Regions from separate parts of the Homo sapiens genome. Here all the other regions are linked to region 1. Evidence: chromatin loops called from intact Hi-C (ENCODE). Cell type or tissue: B cell. All regions are shown on one strand.

The links. Hi-C counts contacts between places; a loop is a spot of excess contacts. Peaks named below come from ENCODE experiments on the same cell type or tissue, not always from the same donor. Only the 100,000 strongest peaks of a DNase experiment are listed, where the experiment ranks them.
Region 2: it touches region 1 in a loop (7-fold over the local background); 2 of 110 quality-filtered maps call a loop at or near these places.
Region 3: it touches region 1 in a loop (9-fold over the local background); 2 of 110 quality-filtered maps call a loop at or near these places.

The regions. Positions count from the first base shown.
Region 1 is chr5:111,508,387-111,516,386 of GRCh38, reverse strand. STARD4 (StAR related lipid transfer domain containing 4) reads left to right here and starts at 3,852. Exons shown (of 6, transcript NM_139164.3): 1 at 3,852-4,002. It overlaps STARD4-AS1 (STARD4 antisense RNA 1), which reads right to left and starts at 4,161. Exons shown (of 7, transcript NR_040093.1): 1 at 3,879-4,161. LOC105369177 (a long non-coding RNA gene) reads right to left here and starts at 802. Exons shown (of 4, transcript XR_948671.3): 1 at 1-802. RefSeq lists enhancers at 3,388-3,527, 4,008-4,217, 7,084-7,203 and a silencer at 3,608-3,977. In B cell, no CTCF peak of the experiment used is centred here; a DNase peak (open chromatin) is centred at 3,796; H3K4me3 peaks cover 2,303 bases; H3K27ac peaks cover 1,799 bases.
Region 2 is chr5:112,519,488-112,527,487 of GRCh38, reverse strand. LOC124901043 (a long non-coding RNA gene) reads right to left here and starts at 5,977. Exons shown (of 2, transcript XR_007058901.1): 1 at 5,940-5,977; 2 at 1-122. RefSeq lists enhancers at 4,304-4,423, 3,989-4,490. In B cell, no CTCF peak of the experiment used is centred here; DNase peaks (open chromatin) are centred at 3,467, 4,357, 6,817 and 7,117; H3K4me3 peaks cover 5,902 bases; H3K27ac peaks cover 7,453 bases.
Region 3 is chr5:112,973,555-112,981,554 of GRCh38, reverse strand. DCP2 (decapping mRNA 2) reads right to left here and starts at 4,757. Exons shown (of 11, transcript NM_152624.6): 1 at 4,569-4,757. The coding sequence starts at 4,621. LOC105379126 (a long non-coding RNA gene) reads left to right here and starts at 6,770. Exons shown (of 2, transcript XR_948679.3): 1 at 6,770-6,857. RefSeq lists enhancers at 1-113, 4,307-4,416, 4,527-4,576, 4,587-4,676, 4,747-4,796 and 3 more. In B cell, no CTCF peak of the experiment used is centred here; a DNase peak (open chromatin) is centred at 4,944; H3K4me3 peaks cover 3,259 bases; H3K27ac peaks cover 2,871 bases.

The DNA.
Region 1 (8,000 bases):
AGAACGACTAGTTTCTTTGGGAGTTGAAAATTATCATGTGAAATCCTCTGGTCCTTTTCTTAGTCATAGTTTTTCCCTAATATTCTCATAGTTTTTATTTTTACAAGTTTATTAGACTTCTTAACTCAAAATTCTTCTTGTATCAATTTTGGTGATTTGTGTTTCCTTGGAAGTAGTATCCATTTCACCTGGATTTAATTTGTTAGTTCACAAAGACTTACTATTTTAATTTACTCTTTAATTATGATTTCTTCCCCTTTCTTAGTCATAATTACTTGACTTTTTTTTCCTCTGCCATTTCCTCTTCTCTATTAGACTGTTTATTTACCTATTTTATTATAGTCAAACCAATCCCCAACAGGGGAAAAAAATCATGTGATGTATTTTTTTAAATTTAGAGTTCCAGGATACATGTGCAGGATGTTCAGGTTTGTTGCATAGGTAAACATGCGCCATGGTGCTTTGCTGCATCTATCAGCCCACATGTGATGTAGTTTTAAAATTAATTCTACTGTTTCTTTGCTTTCCATTTTTCCCAATTTTTTGTTTGTATATTTCTTAATTCATTCTTTCTGATGTTTTTCTCTAACTTCTTGGTTGATTCTTTTTCTTTTTAATTGAGGTACAATTTACAATGAAGTGCACACAATTTAAATGTACAGTTCAATGAATTTGTACAGTCTTAGTTCTTGGTGGCTAAGTTCTGGCTTCAATCATTTTGAGGCTTAGCTGTAAGTCAAGGCTTTGTGCTCTATAATAGTGCTTCTCAAGTTTTTTTTTTGTTTTTTTTTGTTTTTTTTTGAGACAGGGTCTCTCTCTGTCACCCAAGTAGCTGGGACTGCAGGCATACACCAACCACGCCTGGCTAAGTTTTGTATTTTTATTAGAGAGGGGGTTTCACCATGTTGCCCAGACTGGTCTGGGCACTTCAAGTGATCTACCTGCCTTGGCCTCCCAAAATTCTGGGATTACAGGCGTAAGTCACCACGCCTGGCCTCAATATTTAATGTGCATAAAACCATCCAGATGTCGTTTAAAAATGTAGATTCTGATTCAGTAGGTTGGGGCCTGAGATTCTGCAATTCTGTTAAGCGCCCAGGTGATACCAATGCTGCTGGTCTGTGGCCCCGACTTTCAGTATCAAATTTTTATAAGACATTTCTATATCCTTTTAACACATTTTTTTTAGCTTAATTCAGGTTGAGTTTCTTCTATTAGCAAATAAATAGCTCTCTGTTAAGATACACTATACCCACAGTCCTTGGTACAGGTAGCAAACAACTAATAAATATTTGTTGAATTAAATTAAGGCTATGAATTTTCCTGAATTGAAATTTGTTCTGTTCTCTGGCTTTGATATATAGTGTTTTGATTTTTATTATTAATATTAATATTTTAAAATATTTTTATTAATATTCTTCAGCATGTAATGTTTGATTTTTCTCTTAAACCAATGTGTTTGGGGACAGATTTTTAGAAATTTTCAAGTAGTTGGGGATATTTGTGAGCGTGTTTTTGCTTTGCTTACTTCTAGATTTATTGCCCAGGTTAGAAATTGTGGATATATTATTTCTGTGTTTTGGAATTTTTAATGTTTTTCTTCTTGAAAATTCTTTCTTTAGATGTGTTACTATATTCAGTCAGATTATAGTCAGGACTTGGCAGGGCAGTTGTTTTGTCTCTTTAGGTTAAGTTTCCATTTAGCTGATCAAATTCATTATATGCCTCTTTTATATTTGAATTCTAGATGGAGACCTTATTTTCCCATTTTCAAACTATTTGTAGGGGAGATCTATCTGTTGTGTTACATACTACAGTTCTCTCATGTGTATAATGAAAATAGTAATAGTACATGCCTATTTTCAGGCATTGCTGTAAAATGTAAAATGCTTAGCACTGTGTTTGGACCATACTAAACCCTCAAAAATAGCTCCAGATGATGTATTTGTATATGTATTTCTGAATCTGAAGCTTTGCTGTTAGTAGCATTCCACTTTGATAGAGTGGCTTCCAATTACCCAAACTTCATTCTAACCAAGAAAAATGGCAACAGATGAAGAACAAAAGCAAAAGAAACAAAAACCTCCCAGAAACTGGCTGGAAGATAAGAAATCCCATGGGGGCATAAGTGTGATGTAATGACTCCCGCCGTCCAAAAAAAAAAAGCCAAGTTAATTTTGTTTTAAACATGTTTTACACCATCCTGCAAGAGAATATATAGACTGTTGAGCAAAGTATCCAGAACTGAATCCTAATAATGACAGATACAACTTTTTTACTTTTTTGAAATAGATACGTGGATTTATTCCTCTCCACCATTAAACCTGTGTAAACCCTCACAGTAGGAATTAGGCCTTTCATTTATGGTCCCAGTGGTCTTCACAGGTGCCTTGACAAAGAGCTACCAAGCACCATCTGAATTTTATGGAGACTAAGAGCCCAGTTTCAGAGTCCAGCAGACCTCAGCCAAATTCCAGTTTCTCCACTCAGTAATTAAGCAACCTGCCTTAAGATTTATGTCTGGGGCTCCTCGCCTGTAAAACACACCTACCTTAGGGGGCTGTTAAGAGGATTCAATGTAATTGAATTAAGTAGGTACAACTTAATTACAAAGCACTTTTCCCCAACCATTTCAAATTATTTATCTACGTATTCATCCATCCATCCAAAGCACCTCAATAATTGGCCAATAATTCCTAAGTGAAAGGAGCTTTACAACACACGAAGAACTCTTCTATTATGTCACACGAAATTATAAATATAAATATAAAACAAATTATTTTACATATAAACGATGGAGGTAAAAAATAAATCGGCCAATAATAACTAGCAAGTAGTATTTGGTAATTCTTTTGGTGAGGCCGACTTAAAAATTTACGAAATATTATTTATTTTCATTGCAAGTCTATCAGAAATCACTAATGGTGTAGCACTGCATTCTTCCCTGCTTTTGGTTCTCAAACTACGTATCTTAGTAAACGCAATTTGCAGACAAACCAAGCCTCGCTAATCAGTGCATCATGGCTACTCTGGTAAAGGAAGAAATTCACTGTTTGCCAAGCATCCCATCAGATGGGTGACTTCACAGCCACTGGAAGAAATCTTTCTCATGTTCGAGTAGATGGAAACTCCAAAACTGTGCAGTTGCTAAATCCACTTGTCACACCTCCTCCTTTTCTCTGCTTCTAAGGTTGCCCTCTAAACTCTTTATCTGAGGATGGAAACACACACACGCACCCACACACACCCACACCCACACACACACAAACGTATTTGGCTAAAGGTCAATTCACATAGTGGCAGGGACTTTCGTTTATATGCATTTTCCTTCCCAGCTCTCTCAGTTCTGAGTCAGGCTAAGCAGGAGGCAGAGAGCTCGTCCTCCTCTGCATGGGCGCTTTTTCTTATTTGACTTTTAGTCCTGGGAGGAGTAGCGTAGTTGCGAGATACTAGGATATCCACAAGCGGGATGAATTTGGACCTTATCCCTCACTGTGATCCTTCACTTCGCCTTCTGTTTCAATTTCTCCCAGTCGGTTTACTGCTTGACAAAATTCTTTCACAATTAAGTGATCACAGGACAACCCAACCCAACCAATCCAAACCTGCAGGCAACCCCAGACATCCAGGGAACCCTGGCGCGGCTCGGGCCAGCCCACACCCACGCGGAATCATTCCATTTATCGGCCACCAATCAGCCCTCCACACGCTCCCGCGCCAGCCAATCCGAACAAGCGCACGTTGTTCCGGCCACCTCCTCTCAGCCCCCCCTCCCCGGAGCCCCCGGGATCGGGCCAGGGGGCGGGGCTGGGGGCTCGGCCCGCCTTGCCCTGAGGCGCTGGGTGCCTTCCAGTTGGCTGCGACCAGCGGTGACTTACAAGTTGGCTGCTGTCGCCTGCGCATCGGCGGGCCGGGAGGCTGAGCAGTACTGTTGAGAGCGGTGTGAGGTGCTTGGTAGCGCGCCGTAGCTGCTTCCACGTCCTTGCTTCACCTCAGGTAAAGGTAAGGAGAGCCACGGAGCCGCGGCAGGATTGGGGTGGCCCGTGTGGAGGGCGACTGTGGCGCCCGGGGCGTCCTGCCAGGTGCGTCTTCTGGACCTGCTCCAGACCATGGATCTGGGGAGCTCGCGGTGGACGTTGGGGATGGCGGGCCCCGGCGTCCGGGCGGGAGAGGACCTCACAGATGAAAGAGAAACCTGAGCCCCTGGGAGGGGAAGCGGCGAGCTGGAAGGATCCCAGGGCTTGCAACTCGCCCCTGCGCGCCGCTCACCTATTTAAGTACTTGGAATCCATTAGACCTCAGTGTCCTCAGCTGTTAAATGGGAGAGGGGCGGTGGTAATCCCGCTTGATTTGGGACAGTCCTGTTCTTTGGAGGTCACCGCGCTTCCTGGTTCTTAGGAGGTGCACAGACAGCGCAGGGGCAGCCGCGTCCCACCAGGCTTCGCGGAGGTGATGCCAAAGACAAGAGACAAAGTTTTCCCAGGGCTTACTGCCTTCCAAGGTCCCTGCTAAATGTATTAACTCAAATAATTTCTCACCAAATCAGTGTCATTGTTTTCCCGAATTTACACTTGAGAAAGATTACCTTAGATTTTTAGGTTCAGCAGCCAGGACAAAACTTGACAAATATTTGGTGGGCCCAGGTTTTTTATATGAAGTCTTTTCCAGCCTGTGATCAGCTTCCACAGTTTTACAAGAGAGAGCTTTAGGCTCTGAAGTCAGACGCCCTGGGTTGGAATTCTGGCTCCATCACTTATGAACTGTGTGATCTTGGACAAGTGACTCAACCTTCCTGTTGCTATTTTCCCTTTCTGTAAAACAGGGAAAATGTATAGACATTAAGCTACTATTCTCACTTATGGAAGACCTCAAGATATCTAAAGTATGCCCATTTACACCAATCCTAGAGCTTCTGAATAACTAAAATTCCTTTACCATAATGAAACACATTTTCTCAAGGAGGACTATTACTGTTGTGAGGATTAAATAAAATAAATGCAATGTAAAGCAGCCAGAAGGACTGACCATGTAGTAAGTGATCAATAAATGTTATTGTTATTTTTTAAAATCAAGTACAGAGCATTAGGTTTTTTTTTTAATCAAGTATTAGAGCATTAGGGGTTTGAACAGTAAGTTGGCTCACTATTCATATTGTAGAAATATACTTCCATGTTGCATTTCTTTAAATAGTGAGCTCCTGCCAGAGCCAGTCTCAAAAAATGAGAAGCTGCTGTACTTGTCTGAGTTAGAAAACTTAACAGTTCAACATTGATTGGAAATCAAGCATATGCTGAAATTTTTATGTTAGTTAGAAAATATAATTTAATTTACAAAGCTTTGGTTTGTATGACATTGGGGAAAGTCCATGGCATGTTAAACTGAAGCTGTTGACGGAAGTGAAAACCATATTAATCAAGTAATGCAAGGTTAGACCGTTCTGATACCTGCATTTCTTTAACAAGTGAATTCTGACCTAGTCGTACTACAAAAGTCCAAACAGATTTTTATGGCATTCACTTTACATTACAGGTTAAATGTTTTATTATGTTCCATATTTAAAATAGAACCTATGCCATCTCACTGTGACAGATATTTGAGAATAATTGGAGTTGGATTGGTCAAGACTATGGTGCTGATAGATGGCCTCAAGAAAAGTAACTTGAGACAGCTGCCCTCCCTATGATGGCAGCCACTATCACCACTAGTGATAGCTTCAAAAGCATGGGCATAGAAAACATGAACAAAAAGATTAAAGGAAAAACATGGAGGTGGACATTACTCAGCATTTGGCCATGGGACTGACAAGAGTATAAAATCTTTTATATGAACCTATTATATTCTGATAAGGTTAAGTGGTGCCTGTTCTCTCTGACGTGTAAATGTTAGAGTTGGATAATTTCCTGATATAAGGTCAAGATAAGGGAATAAAAGACTGAATTAGTAAAAGGAAGTTCAGAATGGGTTCAGAATGGCATTTAAAACATTTACCTGACATTCTCCACAGTTGGAGATTGCAGGAGGGCAAATTAGGTGTTTTCCTCTCAATTAATGTCAGTACCCTGTTATATTAGGAGAGAGAGCCAAGACCTTGATAACCCATCTCCCCCAACCCTCTTGGTTCTAGAATATATTAATATTTTGAGAAATGCTCAATTATGCCTGTTTACACAGAGGTAGCAGTTTTGATGGCAATGATTATTTCATTATGGACTTAATCTTGATGAAAATAATCCATGCAAGACTTAACTGTTTGGTTAAATACATTGCTGGACATATTTAATCAGAGAGAGCTTTCTGATTTTGTACTTCTTTCTCTTCCTTTCCTACCTCCCACTGCACCACTCTTAAAAAGGCTATTAATAGAATTTTTTAATGTTTTAGTTTTTGTTGTTGTTATTTCTGTTAAAGCTTAAGGGTGGAATAAGTCAATTTGAGAGTAAAATCTGAATTCCATCTGTTTCTGTAGTTCTAGGACCTGGTATATAATAGATGCTTGATAAATATTTAATAGTAGTCCTTCTTGAGAAATGGTGTTTCATTATGGTAAAGGAAGTTTTAGTTATTCAGAAGCTCTAGGATTGGCGTAAATGGGCATACTTTAGATATCTTGAGGTCTTCCATAAGTGAGAATGGTAGCTTATTGTCTATACATTTTTCCATTTTTTATTCACTGTGTTCCTACTGAGTGCTAGACGTAAGGAGAATTAATATTGAACAAGCCAGATTTCCTACCCCCCAAAGATTTTACAGTTAAACGGGAGAAGATAACAAGTGAATAATTACAGTACAGAGTTGCTGTCAGAAAATATTGGAGGGGGAACTAACCCAGGTTCAGGGGAATCCAGGAAAGATAAGTGGAAATTAGGTAATGAAAATATGCCACATTATAAAAGGGCCTGTAAGCTATAGTAAGGAGCTTGAACTTTATACTGATCAGTATGAATTACTAAGTCAAGTACCTTAAAGTTGCAGATTCTCATCTCTTCTAGGTAGCTAGCTTTCTAGGTAACTTTCCGTGCACTGGATTTGCCCAGTGATAATGTTTGCTTATGATAATAATAACTTTCTGTTTCACCTTTGATTTCTATCAAAAAGTTTTGCATAAATACTCTTATCTGCCAACCACAGGAACCTAGCAGGTGACCTTTGGGTTTAAAGAATATGTTTAATCATAGTGATCCCTGTAATAGATAAATTAAATCTCTTTTACAAGCCTTCTGCAAGAACTTCTGCTTGTTTGTGGCATACTCTTGAATAAAGTTATTGAACTGGCTATCAAGTTGACAGCCTCTTGAATGGAAATTAGGTATATTCTTGACTGAGAGACTTTTTGAATGAGCTCATCAACTTTTCATCCGTGGATTGGATCTATACTTATTATATATTTTGCATCACTTACATAGATCCTAAAAGTTATATTGAATTTTCTTTGTATACTTTCCCATGTTTCTACATAATTTTAGTATTTATAAATTTTAATGGCTTATATGCTCTAATTAGTGGTATTTAAATATTGGCTACAACCTTAATTTATTTCTGTCACTTTAATTTTTAGATCAGTTAGTTCTGATCTCTGGCTAGACAACAGAATAATTAGTGAGACTATTTTAAAGGACCTACATTTCTGAGGCCCATTCCAGAACAAAGCCACTGAATTAGACTATTTGGCACTGGGCCCTAAAATCTAACACCTAAAAGCAGCGACAACTAGTACAAAGCATAAAAAGGTGATTCTGATGTGTGCATCCATAGTTGACAACTGCAGCCTTATTCCCATAGAGGGTGATTTCATTTAGATTAGGAGATTTCATTTAGATGTTTTCTTGACCTCCTTTCCAGCAATTTGATGGTTCTGTAATGGGCAACTTTACCCCTAAAACTCTTTTCTTCTTTAGCCTTTTACTGAAGATGGGAGGAATAGAGATAGAATAGTGAAAAGTAGGAATTATGCTAAGAAATTGGTGCCCTGGCACCAAAAGAAGACAAAGACCAAGTAATTC
Region 2 (8,000 bases), 1.0 Mb before region 1:
GCAGGAAACTTTTGCAGGTCTCGAGCCAGGGCCTCCCCAAAGATAGTAGGGGAGTTCTCAAACCCTTGGGTAAGCTGGGTCCAAGTGTACTGAGTAGTGACACCTGACTCCGGATCTTCCCACTGAAAGGCAAACAGCTTCTGGCTCTCAGGAGATATTCTGATGCTAAAGATGGCATCTTTTAAGTCTAGACAGGTAAAGCAGCTATCCTCAGCCAGCAGCAGCCCTAACAATGTGTAAGGGTTAGGAACTGTTGGGTGCAGAGTCACTGTAGCTTGGTTGACCAAATGCAAGTCTTGTACTGGTCAGTAGTCCTTGGTCCCTGGCTTAGGGACAGGCAGGAGGGGAGTGTTCCATGGAGACTGGCAAGGAACTATAATTCCATAGGCTTTCAAGTGCCTGAGTTGAGCCTGGATTCCTTCAAGAGCTTCCCTGGGAACTGGATACTGCTTTTGTCTAATTGGTTGGGCCCCAGGCTTAACTTCTATGAGTACAGGGGCTTGGTTGACCACCAGTCCTGGAGGATTATCCTCTGCCCATATTCAAGGCCATTGCTTAGCTAGAGCTGGTTTTATCCCTTGGCCTGGCTCGGTTAAAAAAAAGTCTCCATTCTTCTTCCTGGGGGACTGTAAGGGCCATGATAACTCCTGTTCTGGGTAACTTTTGCTGTAAAGAGCTCTGTTTTGTAAAGGAGATGGTGGCTGTCAGCTTGCTAAGCAAGTCTCTTCCCAGCAAGGGCAAGGGACAGTCAGGCATGTACAAGAACTGGTGAACTATTTCTTGTCCACCCACCGAGCAGGTCCATGGTAGATAGAAAGCCTGCTTAGTGGAAACTCCTGTTGCTCTGGTTATATCAATGGTTTTCTTGGATAAGGGGGCAAATGGGGTGGTCACTACTGAATGTTCAGCACCAGTATCGACCAAAAACTTAATGTCCTTGCCCCCAATTGTAATCCTGACCATGGGATCCTCGGGGGCACTTAAGCCTGGTCCCCTTCAGTCCAATAGCCCTTCAGCCAGATTGAACAGAGTTCCCTCATCTTTATCTGAGGTCTTTTGTTCCAAATTACCTTGCTTTTCCTTCAGTTGGGTACACTTATCTTTCCAATATCCTGTTTCCTTACAATAGGTGCATTGGTTACATTGCAAGCATGGGTGATTAGACTGGATATTCTTCCCAGAACCCCCCTTTCCCACTCCTTTCGAGGGAATTCCCCTAATGGCCACAGCCAGTAAGTTGGCATTTCACCTGGCCTGGCATTCGCCTTCCTTACGGCTTTCTCTGTGGCTTATTGCATCTCTATTTACAAACACTTGATTGGCTATTTCCAGTAACTGTGAGGTATTCATACCTGCAAACCCAACCTGTTTCTGCAATTTTCTCCTGATATCTTCTGCACTTTGACTAACTAAGGCCATGTAAATCGTGCACTGATTTTCAGGGCTATCTGGATCAAAGGGAGTGTACATACGGTAAGCCTCACACAGTCTTTCATAGAATTGTGCTGGACTCTCCTCTTTTCCTTGGATGACCTTAGAAACCTTATTTACATTTGTAGCCTTTTGAGCCCCTTTCTTTAGACCTTCTATTAATCCCTCACAGTACCGTCTTAGCCTCTCCATGTCTGGTCCCTCGTTCGGGTCCCAGTGGGGGTCTGCTCCTGGCAGCTGAATTCTTATATATTCTTGGAGGTTTTGGTAATCAGCTGGGACGCGCCTCTCTAGCCACTTAGTTGCCACCCAGAGCACCCTTTGCCTTTCATCTGTATTAAAGAGGTACATGAGCAGCTGGTGGCAATCAGCCAAAGTAGTATTATGAGTCTGTATAATAGTTTGGAGCAAGTCAATTAAAGCTTAAGGGTTTTCGGTATAAGATGGTGTATTATTTTTCCAATTGATGAGGTCAGCAGAGAAGAAAGGTTGATACACAAAGGCACGCTTTTCCACCATGTGTCCATCCTCATCTACCCCAGTATATCACTGCTCTCTCAGGGGCATTTGGATTCCAGTCTTGGGCCATAATGGAGCTGCCAATGGAGGATTTTCTCCTGTGGCTTCACTTCCTCTTTTGTCTACTCTGGGTGGTCTAGGAGTGTGGTTATCTGGTGGAGGTGTACATGCTATGGGCTCAGGAGTGGGGAGCCCCTCTCAATAAGGGAGGGCGGGTACTGCTGTTACCAATTCCTGCCACGATTCTTCTGGTGTTGGGTTGGACAGGACTTCTGGTACCGACTTACCTCAGCGGGTGGAGCGAGAACCTTCCTTAACTAACTGTCCCTTTGCTACTAGTACTGTTGCTGCCTGTCCTCTTAACCACTGTGGGGGGTTCAAATCTAGCTGTAACCAAGAATCTATATATGGCAACTGATCTGGGTGCCCTGGCTTACAGGTTACCCTGTGCCATACCTTCGAGACAAGGGACCTGTGCAGGCTTCCTTCTGATGGCCAACCCACCTCTAATGCTGGCCAGTCTATCTCACACAAAGTCCTAAGTTTTCCTGGTGTCATAGTAATTCCATAGTATCCCTTAAATCCCTTTTTGAAAATTTTCAACATAGTTCCTAGTGGGTTGGACTTACTTTGTGCCTGACCCATGTTTCCTCGAGACAAAACACCACGCTCACACCACACGCACACCACAAAACAAAGAATGGGTAAAAAGGGCACACATAGACTTTTTCAGTTTACACCAAACCAGAATCAGAACCAAAATCAGAGTATTGAGAAATCCAAGCCAGGTCAAGACCAAAACCAAAGGATCAAGCAATCCAAGTCAAGTCAAAAACAAAAAAACAAAATGCCGGTATGGGCATGCCATGGGTGATCAGGCCATGCTTCCACTCAAATGGAGTAGGCAAGTTCCAAAGACTAGTCTTACCAAGTTTCAGATGTCCGGACTCCAAGTGCCAGTTTCTTACCATTGTTAGTCACTGTGTTGATCCTCCATGGGGGCCTGCCACACACTGCTCTGGTGAGGTGTTCCACTGGGGGAATTGCCTACCTGGAAGCGCTCTCAGGATCTGCATCACTCAAGCTGGCTGGAGTCCCCTGCAGGGATGCTCCACAGGGCAGGCCTAAGCCGCCTAAGGGGCTGCCTCAACCATCCATTAATCACATTGCTTCCTGGTCAGGGAACCAAGAAATGTAGCAGGACAAGCTGCAGACATAGCCCCTCAGACACCGAGTTAAAGAAGGAAGGGCTTTATTTGGCCAGGAGCTTTGGCAAGACTCACATCTCCAACAACAGAGCTCCCCAAGTGAGCAATTCCTGTCCCTTTTAAGGGCTCAGAACTCTAAGGGGGTCCACGTGAGAGGGTCGTGATCAATTGAGTAAGCAGGGGGTATGTGACTGGGGGCTGCATACACCGGTAATTAGAAAGGAACTGAACAGGACACACATCTTCACAGTGCCTTTTTATGCAAATAACTGATTAGGTCAGGGGTTGATCTTTAACTACCAGGCCCAGGGTGTTGCACCGGGCTGTCTGCTTGTGGATTTCACTTCTGCCTTTTAGTTTTTACTTCTTCTTTCTTTGGAGGCAGTAATTGGGCATAAGACAATATGAGGGGTGGTCTCCTCCCTTATCACTAGAGAAGCTGAAGGTCTGTTTGTGGGAGAAGTTTCTGACTTTACCTGGAGCTAAGTCAATTTGGAGAGTAGAGAGAAATACAGGGGTAGAGAAAGCAGCAGAAAGGCCCTGGGAGCTTGCTGGGTCCCCTAGCAGGCCATTCCTGCATGACACCACAGGGATCCATTGGAAGGGTGGCCAGAGGAGCAGGGGGTAAAACTCCACAGAGAGAATGAAATCTCTGGTTGAACTCTGTAACAATTTGAACGGGGTGAGAAGCCTCCTGGCCAGAACTCAGGGGCGGGCGCAAATCCAGTGTGCGGACTCCACTGGCAGGGGAAGAACCAAGCCCCTATTTTCACAGCTGGGAGGTGGATAGCCCGGGGCTGGTTTTCAAGCCCCTATCACTCTCTGCCTGGAAACGGTCTGGGGGCTGTTATGGGGGGAACGATGGGAGTGAGATTGACCCTTCAGTTTGTGTGGGAGCTGGGTGAGGCCTGTGACTGCTGGCTTTCCTGCACTTCCCTGACAACCTGCATGGCTCAGCAGAGGCAGCCATAATCCTCCTAGGCACACAACTCCAGTGACCTGAGAATCTCACCCCCATCCCCCACAGCAGCTGTAGCAAGACCCGCCTGAGGAGAGTCTGAGCTCAGACACACCTAGCCCCACCCCACCTGATGATCCTTCCCTACCCACCCTGGTAGTGGAAGACAAAGGGCATATAATCTTGGGAGTTCTAAGGCCCCACCCACCACCAGTTCCTCCCCATAATACCACAGCTGATGCTCTCTGGAAAGCACCACCTCCTGGCAGGAGGTCAACCAGCACAAAAATAGAACATTAAACCACCAAGGCTAAGAACCCTCACAGAGTCCATTGCACCCCCCACCCCCAGCCACCTCCACCTGAACAGCCACTAGCATCGACAGCTGAGAGACTCATAGACAGTTCACATCACAGGACTCTGTGCAGACAATCCCCAGTATGAGCCCAGAGCCAGGTAGACTCAATGGGTGGCTAGACCCAGAAGAGAGACAGCAATCATTGTGGTTTGGCTCACAGGAAGCCACACCCATAGGAAAAGATGAAGAGTACTACATCAAGGGAATATCCTATGGGATAAAAGAATCTGAACAACAGCCTATAGCTCTAGACCTTCCCTCTGACAGAGTCTACTCAAATGAGAAGGAAGCAGAAAACCAACCCTGGTAATATGACAAAACAAGGCTCTTCAACAGCCCCCCAAAATCACACTAGTCCACCAGCAATGGATCCAAGCCAAGAAGAAATCCCTGATTTACCTGAAAAAGAATTCAGGAGGTTAGTTATTAAGCTAATTAGGGAGGGACCAGAGAAATGCAAAGCCCAGTACAAGGAAATCCAAAATGTGATACAAGAAGTGAAGGGAGAAATATTCAAGGAAACAGATAGCTTAAAGAAAAAGCAATAAAAAATTCAGGAAACTGTGGACACACTTTTAGAGATGTGAAATGCTCTGGAAAGTCTCAGCAATAGAATTGAACAAGTAGAAGTAAGAAGTTCAGAGCACGAAGACAAGGTCTTCAAATTAACCCAATACAATAATGACAAAGAAAAAAGAATAAGAAAATATGAACAAAGCCTCCAAGAAGTCTGGGATTATGTTAAATGACCAAACCTAAGAATAATTGGTGTTCCTGAGGAAGAAGAGAATTCTAAAAGCTTGGAAAACATATTTGGGGGAATAATTGAGGAAGACTTCCCTGGCTTTGCTAGAGACCTAGATATCCAAACGTGAGAAGCACAAAGAACACCCAGGAAATTCATTGCAAAAAGATCTTTGCCTAGACACAGTGTCCTCAGGTTATCCAATGTTAAGACAAAGGAAAGAATCCTAACAGCTGTGAGATGGAAGCACCTATCAGATTAACAGCAGATTTCTCAGCATAAACCCTACAGGCTAGAAGGGATTGGGGCCCTATCTTCAGCCTTCTCGAACAAAACAATTATCAGCCAAGAACTTTGTATCCAGTGAAACTAAGCATCATATATGAAAGAAAGATACAGTCTTTTTCAGACAAACAAATGCTGAGAGAATTTGCCATTACCAAGCCACCACTACAAGAACTGCTAAAAGGAGCTCTAAATCTTGAAACAAATCCTGGAAACACATCCAAACAGAACATCTTTAAAGCATAAATCTCACAGGACCTATAAAACAAAAATATGTTAAGAAGCAAAAGTAAAGAAAAAAAACCCCAAAGTACACAGGCAACAGAGGCCACGATGAATGCAATGGTACCTCACATTTCGATACAAACATTGAATGTAAATGGCCTAAATGCTCCACTTAAAAGATACAGAACTACAGAATGGATAAGAACTTACCAACCATCTGCTGCCTTCAGGAGACCTCTCTAGCACATAAGGTCTCACATAAACTTAAAGTAGTGGAAAAAGGCATTTCATGCAAATGGACACCAACAGCAAGCAGGGGTAGCTATTCTTATATCAGGCAAAACAAACCTTAAAGCAACAGCAGTTAAAGACAAAGAAGGACATTATATAGTGATAAAAGGGCTTGTCCAACAGAAAAATATCACAATTCTAAACGTAAATGCACCTAACACTGGAGCTCCAAAATTTATAAAACAATTACTAATAGACCTAGGAAATGATATAGACAGCAACACAATAATAGTGGGGCACTTCAATACTCCACTGACAGCACTAGACAGGTCATCGAGACAGAAAGTCAACAAAGAAAAAATGGTTTTAAACTATACCTTGGAATAAATGGACTTAACAAATATATACAGAACATTTCATCTAACAACTGCAGAATATACATTCTATTCAACAGCACATGGAACTTTCTCCAAGATAGATGATATGATAGGACATAAAAGGAGCCTCAAAAATTTTAAGAAAATTGAAAGTATATCAGGCACTCTCTCAGACCACAGTGGAATAAAACTGGAAATCAACCTCAAAAGGGACCTTCAAAACTGTGCAAATACATGGAAATTAAATGACTTGCTTCTGAATGAGCACTGAGTGAAAAACGAAATCAAGATGGAAATTAAAAAATTCTTCTAACTGAATGACAATAATGACACAACCTATCAAAACATCTGAAATACAGCAAAGGTGATGCTAAGAGGGAATTTCATAGCCCTAAATGCTTACAACAAAAGACTGAAAGAGCATAAAACTGACACTCTAAGGTCACACCTCAAGGAAGTAGAGAAACAAGAACAAACCAAACCCAAACCCAGCAGAAAAAGGGAAATAACAAAGATGAGAGCAACACTAAATGAAACTGAAACAAACAAACAAAAAATACAAAAGATAAATGAAACAAAAAGCTGGTTCTTCAAAAAGATAAATCAGATTGATAGACCACTGGCAAGATTAACCAAGAAAAGAAGAGAGAAAATCCAAATAACCTCACTAAGAAATGAAACAGGAGATATTACAACTGACACCACTGAAATACAGAAGATCATTCAAGGCTACCATGAACAACTTTACACACATAAACTTGAAAACCTAGAAGAGATGTATAAATTCCTGGAAAAATACAACCCTCCCAGGTTAAATCAGGAAGAATTAGATACCCTAAACAGACCAATGACAAGCAGTGGGATAGAAATGGTAATTTAAAAATTACCAACAGAAAAAAGTCCAGGACCAGACAGATTCACAGCAGAATTCTACCAGACATTCAAAGAATTAGTACTAATCCTTTTGACCCTATCTTACAAGATAGAGAAGAAAGAACCCTCCCTAATTCATTCTATGAAGCTATCATCACCATAATACCAAAACCAGGAAAGGACATAACCAAAACAGAAAACTATAACCAAAAAAGAAAACTACAGACCGATATCCTTGATGAACAAAGATGCTAAAATCCTTAACAAAATACTTGCTAACTGAATACAACAGCGTACCAAAAAGATAATTCACCATGATCAACTGGATTTCATAACAGAGATGCAGGGATGGTTTGACATACACAAGTCAATAAATGTGATACACCACATAAGCAGAATTAAAAACAAAAATCACATCATTTCAATAGATGCAGGAAAAGCACTTGACAAAATCCAGCATCCCTTTATCATTAAAACCCTCAGCAAAATTGGCATATAAGGGACATACTTTAATGTAATAAAAGCCATCTATGGCAAACCCACAACCAACATAACACTGAATGGGGAAAAGTTGAAAGTATTCCCTCTGAGAGCAAGACAAGGATGCCCACTGTAGCCACTCCTCTTCAACATAGTACTGGAAGTTCTAGCCAGAGCAATCAGACAAGAGAAAGAAATAAAGGACATCCAAATTGGTAAAGAGGAAGTCAAACTGTCACTGTTTGCTGACGATATAATTGTTTACCTTGAAAACTCTAAGGACTCCTCCTAGAACTGACAAAAGAATTCA
Region 3 (8,000 bases), 1.5 Mb before region 1:
ATTTACACTGTATCATTATTGTTCAGCTTTTACAATCAACAAATAGCACAAAATATAACAGACGTAGATTTACAAAATAGAATATAAATATTATCAACCCTAATTTTTTTCAAGTTAATCTGGATAGAAGCCGAGGGAATGGGCAAGAAAAAATGAGGCACTAATCATCTCACCATATCAGAGACTCAAGAAATACTGTAAGTTCGTAAAACAAATATAATTTTAAGTATATTAAAGTCACAAAGGGGCCAGCATGGTAGTTCACACCTGTAATCTCAACACTTTGGGAGGTTGAGGCAGGAGGATTGCTTGAGGCTACAAGTACGTTTGAGACCAGGCTGGGCAAAGATCCCATCTCTACCAAAAAAAAATGTATTTAATACCTGGGCATGGTGGTACATGCCTATAGTCCTAGCTACTCAGGAGGCTGAGCCAAGTGGATAGCTTGAGTCCAGGAGTTGGAAGTTGCAGTGAGCTATGATCATGCCTGGGCAATGGTGCAAGACCCTGTCTCTAAAAAAAAAATCATAAAGTCACAAAGGTAAACAATGGAACAATTTAAAATACTGATAGAGACATACTGGAAGTAAGATGGGGGCAATAGTGGGTGTGGTAAACTGAACTCTCATCTAGTATCTACGAAATTGAACCAAATCCTCAATTCAATATAGAAAGTTGATAAAACAAGAAACTGGCACAAGTATATTTTAAAATATGAGGTATCCACCAGAAGAACTCAAAACAAAACAAGTAAAAGTCAATGCCTCAACAGGAATAGAAAAGGGTAGGGAAAGAAACTAAGACTGTTGCCTGTCATTTATAAATCTGTCTGTACTCTAATTTTCAAAACCATGTACATGATTACATATTTTTAATAGTAAAAAGTTGACTTAAGTTTATAAGAGCTGATGTACGAAAATTAAACATTTAATGCGTTCATTCTGTGAATGCTTTTGATCTGTTTTAAAGTTCAAAAGTACGTGTACATATGTGTATGGACGTGTATATAGTAATAGCTGAAATAAAATGCTTTCCATTACAATTTGTTACGGAAAAAACTGCATCACACGAAATGTTATTTTCTCAGTGTTCCTACAAACAGGACATTAGCACAAGGATTGCAATTAGTAGAAAAATGTTCCGGTTGAATTCAACACTAACACGGCTAGCTGAAGATGAGCACAAATTATTTAATTAACCTACGCTATCACCAAAATAGCAGCAACACTAGTTGCCAGAAAATACCTTTCTTCTTTTAACACTAGTGTGGCCTTACTATACCCAACTCTTAAAAAGGGCTTTAAAAAAATTCTAAGCATTTATTTGAATCAACCAACTTTTCAGTTTCTACTTTAAAAACTTGCTTTTCAATTCTTTAATAAGCTAGTTTAAACAGTACTGAAAAACTCTGTATTTGAGTTTTAATATCAAAAATCATGGTTCATCAAAAACAAGTATCACCATAAAATGCTGCAGATTCACCTTTACACATACATTTTAAATTATAAAGCATTTTTTGTTCACTAGAATATTTTAAGACCAAACTCTTCCCTTCCTCTCCTCTAATTCTACTCCACTCAGAAAGTAACCAGTGTTATCAGTTTGGCGCATATTCTTTCGGCATACGAATACATATACCCCTTCCCCACCCACACACACACTTAAAAATTTGTTTTCACAAAAGGCACCAAGGGACTAAATAAGTATTTCACTCAGTATACTGTGTACATCTTTTCAACACACAAATATTTTCCCTCAGTTTACTGTGTGCTAATTGCCTGAGGAACTTAGAATGGCTGCACAATATTCCAATAAATAGAATGTTACATACTAAAGCATCAGCCTTAGGTTATGAGCAGTCTAAAGGTTACAAAGTCACATTTTGAAAATTTAAGTCTGCTGCTCTCCACATCAAAAGGCAAGATTTAACAGAAACATGTAATTTATCAAAAAACAAAGTAACACAAAAGAAAACTTCCTATATACACTAATAATAAGCAACAGAATTGGGGCAAAAAATGAAGGGAGTAAAAACAAGCACCTAGCTTGAATTCATAAATCAAGACGTACATAAAAGAGAGCAAAGAAGTTCAGAAAAATTAACCTCAAATTAAGCTTTATTTTTACAGAAGTTTACCAAATTCTAAGTGTAAAAAAAAAGTTTTAGTCTACAATGAAAAGCTTGAATCTGTAACATTAAAAATATTTCAATTAATCAAAGCTATAAATATTAACTTGAAAATGGCATTTATTTTAAAATCTGAAGTTTTGAGAAATGTTTATTTGGTTTCATTATTACAGCCAGCCCTAATTTTTAAATATATCATATCCTTATTTATACAGCCAAAAACAGTAACTGCAAAAAGAAATTTCTTGAAAGGAAAAAAATGTTACTCCATTCAAAAATATTTGTTTAACAGCTTAAATACACTCACTGGAAAACCAACTATCTTTAACACTTGACAGGTGCTTAACATATTGTTTACAAAATACAACGTAATTATTTTGTGAATAGGTTCCATACATAAAATCGTTAACAGCTGACATCACTTATTTAAATGATGTAATCCTAGATAATATGCAAATTAACCCCAATACTAGAAGGAAGACTAGCTCTGATGTCTGTAAAATGTTTAAGATTACCACATCTTTTTCTAAATCAACTCTTAACCCTATTAACACACAGCTAATTACTGATCACCTTTCTAAATACTTATCTTCAATTTTTTTCTAACTATAAAATGCATAAAAAATATTGGAAACAAAAAATAAAGATCACAATCTCATAATCCCACTATTGGTTGATGTGCGTCTAGTCATTAACCCACATACACATATCAAATTCAGTTTCTTTTTCCTTTTTTTTTTTTTATTTGGGACAAGAAACTAAATGCCTTTTCAGTGGTTCATTTGAATCTACCATACTTCAAAAATTATAAATCTACCATCACCAAAGAAGTACAGCGCCATTTGTATTAGTTGCAAAATTAGGCTATTTACTTTTCTGTATGTACTTTTGTGAGGTTTAAAACGTTAGGCTTATTACTTCTCCTTGGTATGAGAGAAAAAGCACAGGCACTGGAAAGAAAAAGGAATAGGTGTGAAATCTTGATTTTGTGAATTAGGATGAATGTGACCTTATGTAAATTACAAAGTTCCTGAATCTGTTTGCGCAGATGAAAATGGAAATATACTAACTGCACCTACCAAACACGGCTGACTGAGGATTAAATAAAACAATACATGTAAAGGTAGTGCCTGGTGCACAGTAGAAACTCCAGGCCGGGCGCGATGGCTCACGCCTGTAATCCCAGCACTTTGGGAGGCCGAGGCGGGTGGATCACGAGGTCAGAAGTTCGAGACCAGCACGGCCAAGATGGTGAAATCCCGTCTCTACTAAAAATACAAAAATTAGCCGGGTGTGGTGGCGGGTGCCTGTAATCCCAGCTGCTAGGGAGGCTGAGGCAGAGACTCGTTTGAATCCGGAAGGCAGAGGTTGCAGTGAGCCAAGACCGCACCACTGCACACCAGCCTGGGCAAAAGAAAGAGGCTCCGTCTCAAAAAATAAAAACAAAAAAACAAACAAACAAAAAAAACCCCAAAAAACTCCACAAACACCAGTTCTTTACTTTCCATTAAAAAAAACTGCATGAAGGAGATACAACTACTAAAAGCCTGCCTTTTAAAACATAAACACAGTAACTGTGAACGAAAAGGTGTTATCACTTGTAATCACAATCCACACACACTTGGCGACAACTCCGGGTATCACTGCACTCCAAATTTTACCTTCGGAAAATAAGCATTTTTAAGTATCCTACACGTGTTTGGCTATCTGAAATCAGAGTTGACAAGGGGGAAGAATGCAGAAAATTTCTCATCTGAAGTATACACCCTGAGTTAAAACCCCGCGGTTGAGAATTTCCTTTAAAATAGGATTATTAAGGATAAAAAGAAAAGCAGCGCTACACTTTTTCCCTCTCTCCCCCAAAGACAAGTCCAGGGATGAGAAAAAAAAAGTAATTCCTTACAGGAATTTACAGAGAACGCCACGGACAAATAACACGCAGGCGTCAGAATAAGTCCGAAAATTTGCTCCTTGCGCAGGTCCGCGTACCTGGGATCCTAAGCCTTAAATTACTACCCTGGGGGTCTTCCTTCAGAATCGGGGAATGAGACACAGGGAGGAGGGGGTGCACGGCGTGGAAAAGTCACAGAGGCAGAAAAAACAATGGGAGAGGGAGGCGGCGGCGGCGGCAAAACGCTAAGACCCAGGCTCCGGCGAAGCGGCTACGCCTGCGGGAAAGCAAAATAGTTGAGTAACTTAAAAAATGAGGAAATTCCGGGTGTTCTGCGGGGAAGGACGGAGGGCCTTGAGAAACAGGGAGGCTGCGGCGGAAAGAGGGGCGGTGTCGTCGGAGAGCAGGGTCGACGATGGAAAGCGAGCAGCGGCGGGAGCGGAAAGCGAGGACATGGACGTGGGCGGGGAAGAAGACCCAGAGGCCTCTGGGGGTCCGCGAAACTGAGAAAACCCGACGGGGGCGAAAGGGGGTCGGGTAGCGCGGTACCTGCAGAGATCGTCCAGGACGCTGCCGGGAATCTCCACCCGTTTGGTCTCCATGATGAGGACCCACAGCAGGAACAGTGCATCCCGGCTCCGCGCGGCCGGGGACTGACGGTACGGCACTAGGACTCCGGCTCGCCGGAGAGCTGGCAGCCGAGGAAGCCGCGGCAGAGACGACTCCAACGGAGACGAGAAGGGGAAGGGGCGGGACCCGCTCACTTCCGTCCCGCTCCCTCAGCCTTGGACCCCAAGACTGGGCCAAGGCTCGGGGCGGAGCCCCCGGAGTCACGCCCCTGCTCGCTTGAAAGGCCCAATGGGAAGCTGAAGAATTGGGACTCTAAGCACTCTAAGCCAATGAGACGTTTGTTTATTGGTCTGCTACTTCCAATCCGTCTTCAAGCTGCTCAGTTGCTACTCAGAAAACCAACTTCCCGCCGCCTTTGAGGTGGCTACACGCATGCGCACCATGCCTCCTGCGCGCTTCTGGGAAGTTCAGAGGGGTCGGGGCTTAGGTGTAGACCCCGGACACATATCCGGGACTTTGGCATGTTGTGCAGGACCTCGCGGTGACTGAGCTCTTTCCTCTGCAGGGCCGACCCTGAGAATCCGTACAACACAAGAGTATGCTCGCGATTCCTGTCACCAAGTATCTTGCACTTATCGCAGCCCCCACCAACTCCAGGCCAAGAGCTGTGCCTCTTTCACTACAAACCCTTGGAGAGGGTATCCATTTTGGAGGTGGCTCTCCTCTGTGCTTCCTTAGGCACCTGGTTCCAAACATGAAGACAAGGACTTTATCTCAGTATCTGGCACCTAGCAAAATCTTAGAAAATACTGATTTAAGCTGAACTCTGATCTGTATTCCACCCTCTGCACAAAGCAATCCCCACCTGCTCGTCCTTATTCATTCCTCGTCTTGCTTAATGGAGACCAATCCATTTGGGATCTTTGGAGAAACTAGATCCATCTGTTCTTTTTCCTCTTACATCAGACCCACAGGCCCACACACACCTGCTCCGTCACAAGTTTAGTCTGTTCTACCATTTAATCTCCCATCTTTTGTCTAAATTTGTCACATGCCACTGTGTACTTCAGTTTTGCATCATTTCTCCATACTACAGTGAGAGCTGCCTAACCACTGACTCTGCCTCCATTCTTGGCCTGTGCAACTGCCTACATTTTGTTTTGTTTTACTCAGATAGGAACAAGTTATCTTTTCAGTTTCTGCTGTATGATCAAGCCCAAGTTCCTTTGGCATAAGAGGCCCGTCACCATCTATTTTGCTCCCGTTTTCCATCTTTTTTTTCCCCTCTTTCTTGGAGAATTCCTCAAATTTATCTTCCTGACAACTACAGAGTTTTTACTTATTTAGAGTTCTGTTTTGTTCTTCAAATGCCCCTTTCTTGTGGTGTCACATTCTTGCTTTGTATATTTTATTTTATCCTTCTGAGGATATTAATAATAGATTTTGACGTTTTCTTCTCCCTGAGTAGTCTTATTCCTCTCAGCTGCTTTTTGCTATTATCTTGATCTCATCTATCCTATTAGAAGCCTCTGTAGTCCTTGACTATTCACTCACACTTAAGAGTAAGGCCTTAACCTGGAGTCAAGTGCCTTGAAAGCTAATTGGAAGCTCTCACCTTGTAGATGGTACTTGTTTCCTGAGAGCTTCACTGTAGGATGATCTGGCTGAGCTGTTGGTTGGAAACACATGGTATCAGTATCTGTACGTAATTCTTTCTGCTGATGAAATTCCCTAAAGAGAAAATGCTTCCAGGCACAGCTTCATGTATTCTGGGAGTCCAGTACAGAAGCACAGGCTGCAGTATTCCATTTGCTTTATTCAGTACTCCCAGCACAGTCCAAGTCTTATTTTAGATTTCCTAAGAAGCAGGCACTGAGACAAGATTTTGAGTGCAGATAGCCTGTGAGGGAGGTGATCTTGGGAAACATTGGTAGGAGAGCAGGAAAGTGAGTCAAGGAGGGGAGGAAAGCCAAAAGGTTTATTATCAAGGAAATTAGCACTGTGGTTAACTGGAGCTTACTGTCACTGGAGAACTCTGGTGGCCAGTATAAAACATATACCTCAGAGTTATCCCACTCAAGGGGTGAGGGAGATGGGGATTTATATACCAACTTCCTTCATTGGTTGAAGGCAGCTCCTGGGGTCTGCACTCTAGCCTGCTACATGGGCAGCAAGATGGGCTCTGGTGGCCAGAAAAAGTCCTACGGCAAAGAAATGCAGATACTAGCAGTTGGACCTCCAGCCAGTGTAGTGGATGGATTGGTAAAGGTAAGAGTGAGCCCCTTCAGTTCTATTTTGCTGGGTGTGCATTCTACCTGTTCTGACTGAATGTCTTTTCTCTGACTGGGAGGCACCATAGTGGTTTTCTTAGTTGTCTCACTTAGAGCTCAAGTCTAGTTTTTAGAGTATTCTAAATGATGGCAGTGGAACAACAGTTCAAGGCAAAGTGGTGCTCACCCACATGGGCCAATGGTATATTAATAGAAACAAGCAGGTTACCAAGCACTTGCTGAAGCACCTGGAGGAATTCTTCTTACTAGCTTTCTAGTCTCCCAGTTTAGGGGCAGCTATACAACCCCTTTTGGGCTCTTAGAGGCCAGGAAGTCCCCAAACTCTCACATGGTGTTAAACCAATCTGCCTTATTAAGAGTTTCTGAGATGTCTGTGGTCCAAGATATTATCTTGCCCATGCCCCATCCCTCCACTGCCTCCTCACACACAGATTTCCAGGAGCTGGACTAGTGCAACCCTTATAGCAGCCCCCCAAGCCATGACTTCCAAAGAAGCCAACTGTATGGTAGAGGCACCTGACAGCAGTAACGTAAGCAGACCCAGGGGAATGACCCTGTGTGGCAGACAACCTGAATGAGTTTGCAGTTACAACCAAGATTCATTCCTTATCTATGAGGAACATCTGAGCCCTGTGGAATGCAGGCTGCACAGGAGGGCTAGGCCCTTTGTTTTGGGCTAAATGAAAGTTGTCAGGTGGAAGCTGTTAGGGAGAGGGTGCAAAATGAAAATGCTATATAAACTGCATGCTTTCTGCAGGTGATGTTGTTCTCATGTCCAGCTCACCTCTAGTGGACCGCTCTGTATGCAAGTTCCTCTCAATAAACCATATGCCTCATTTGCTGGCTCTGGGTCTCTTCTTCAGCCTCTTGAACCTAGTGCCATCCCTGTTAAAGTGAATAGGGACACCAAGGCCTCAATTCCATCTAATTGTTCACAGGACCCAGCTGAGAATGACAAAGGGGAGCTTAGAGTTGAGGTAACAGGAGAACAGGAGATGCTAGGGTTCTTAAATTATAATACTGATTTGATTTTTAAATAATTAGGTTGATTAAAACCTTTATAGTTTTAAAATATGCTATTTCATTTAGTCTTTTTTTTGGAACAAGATCCCACTCTGTT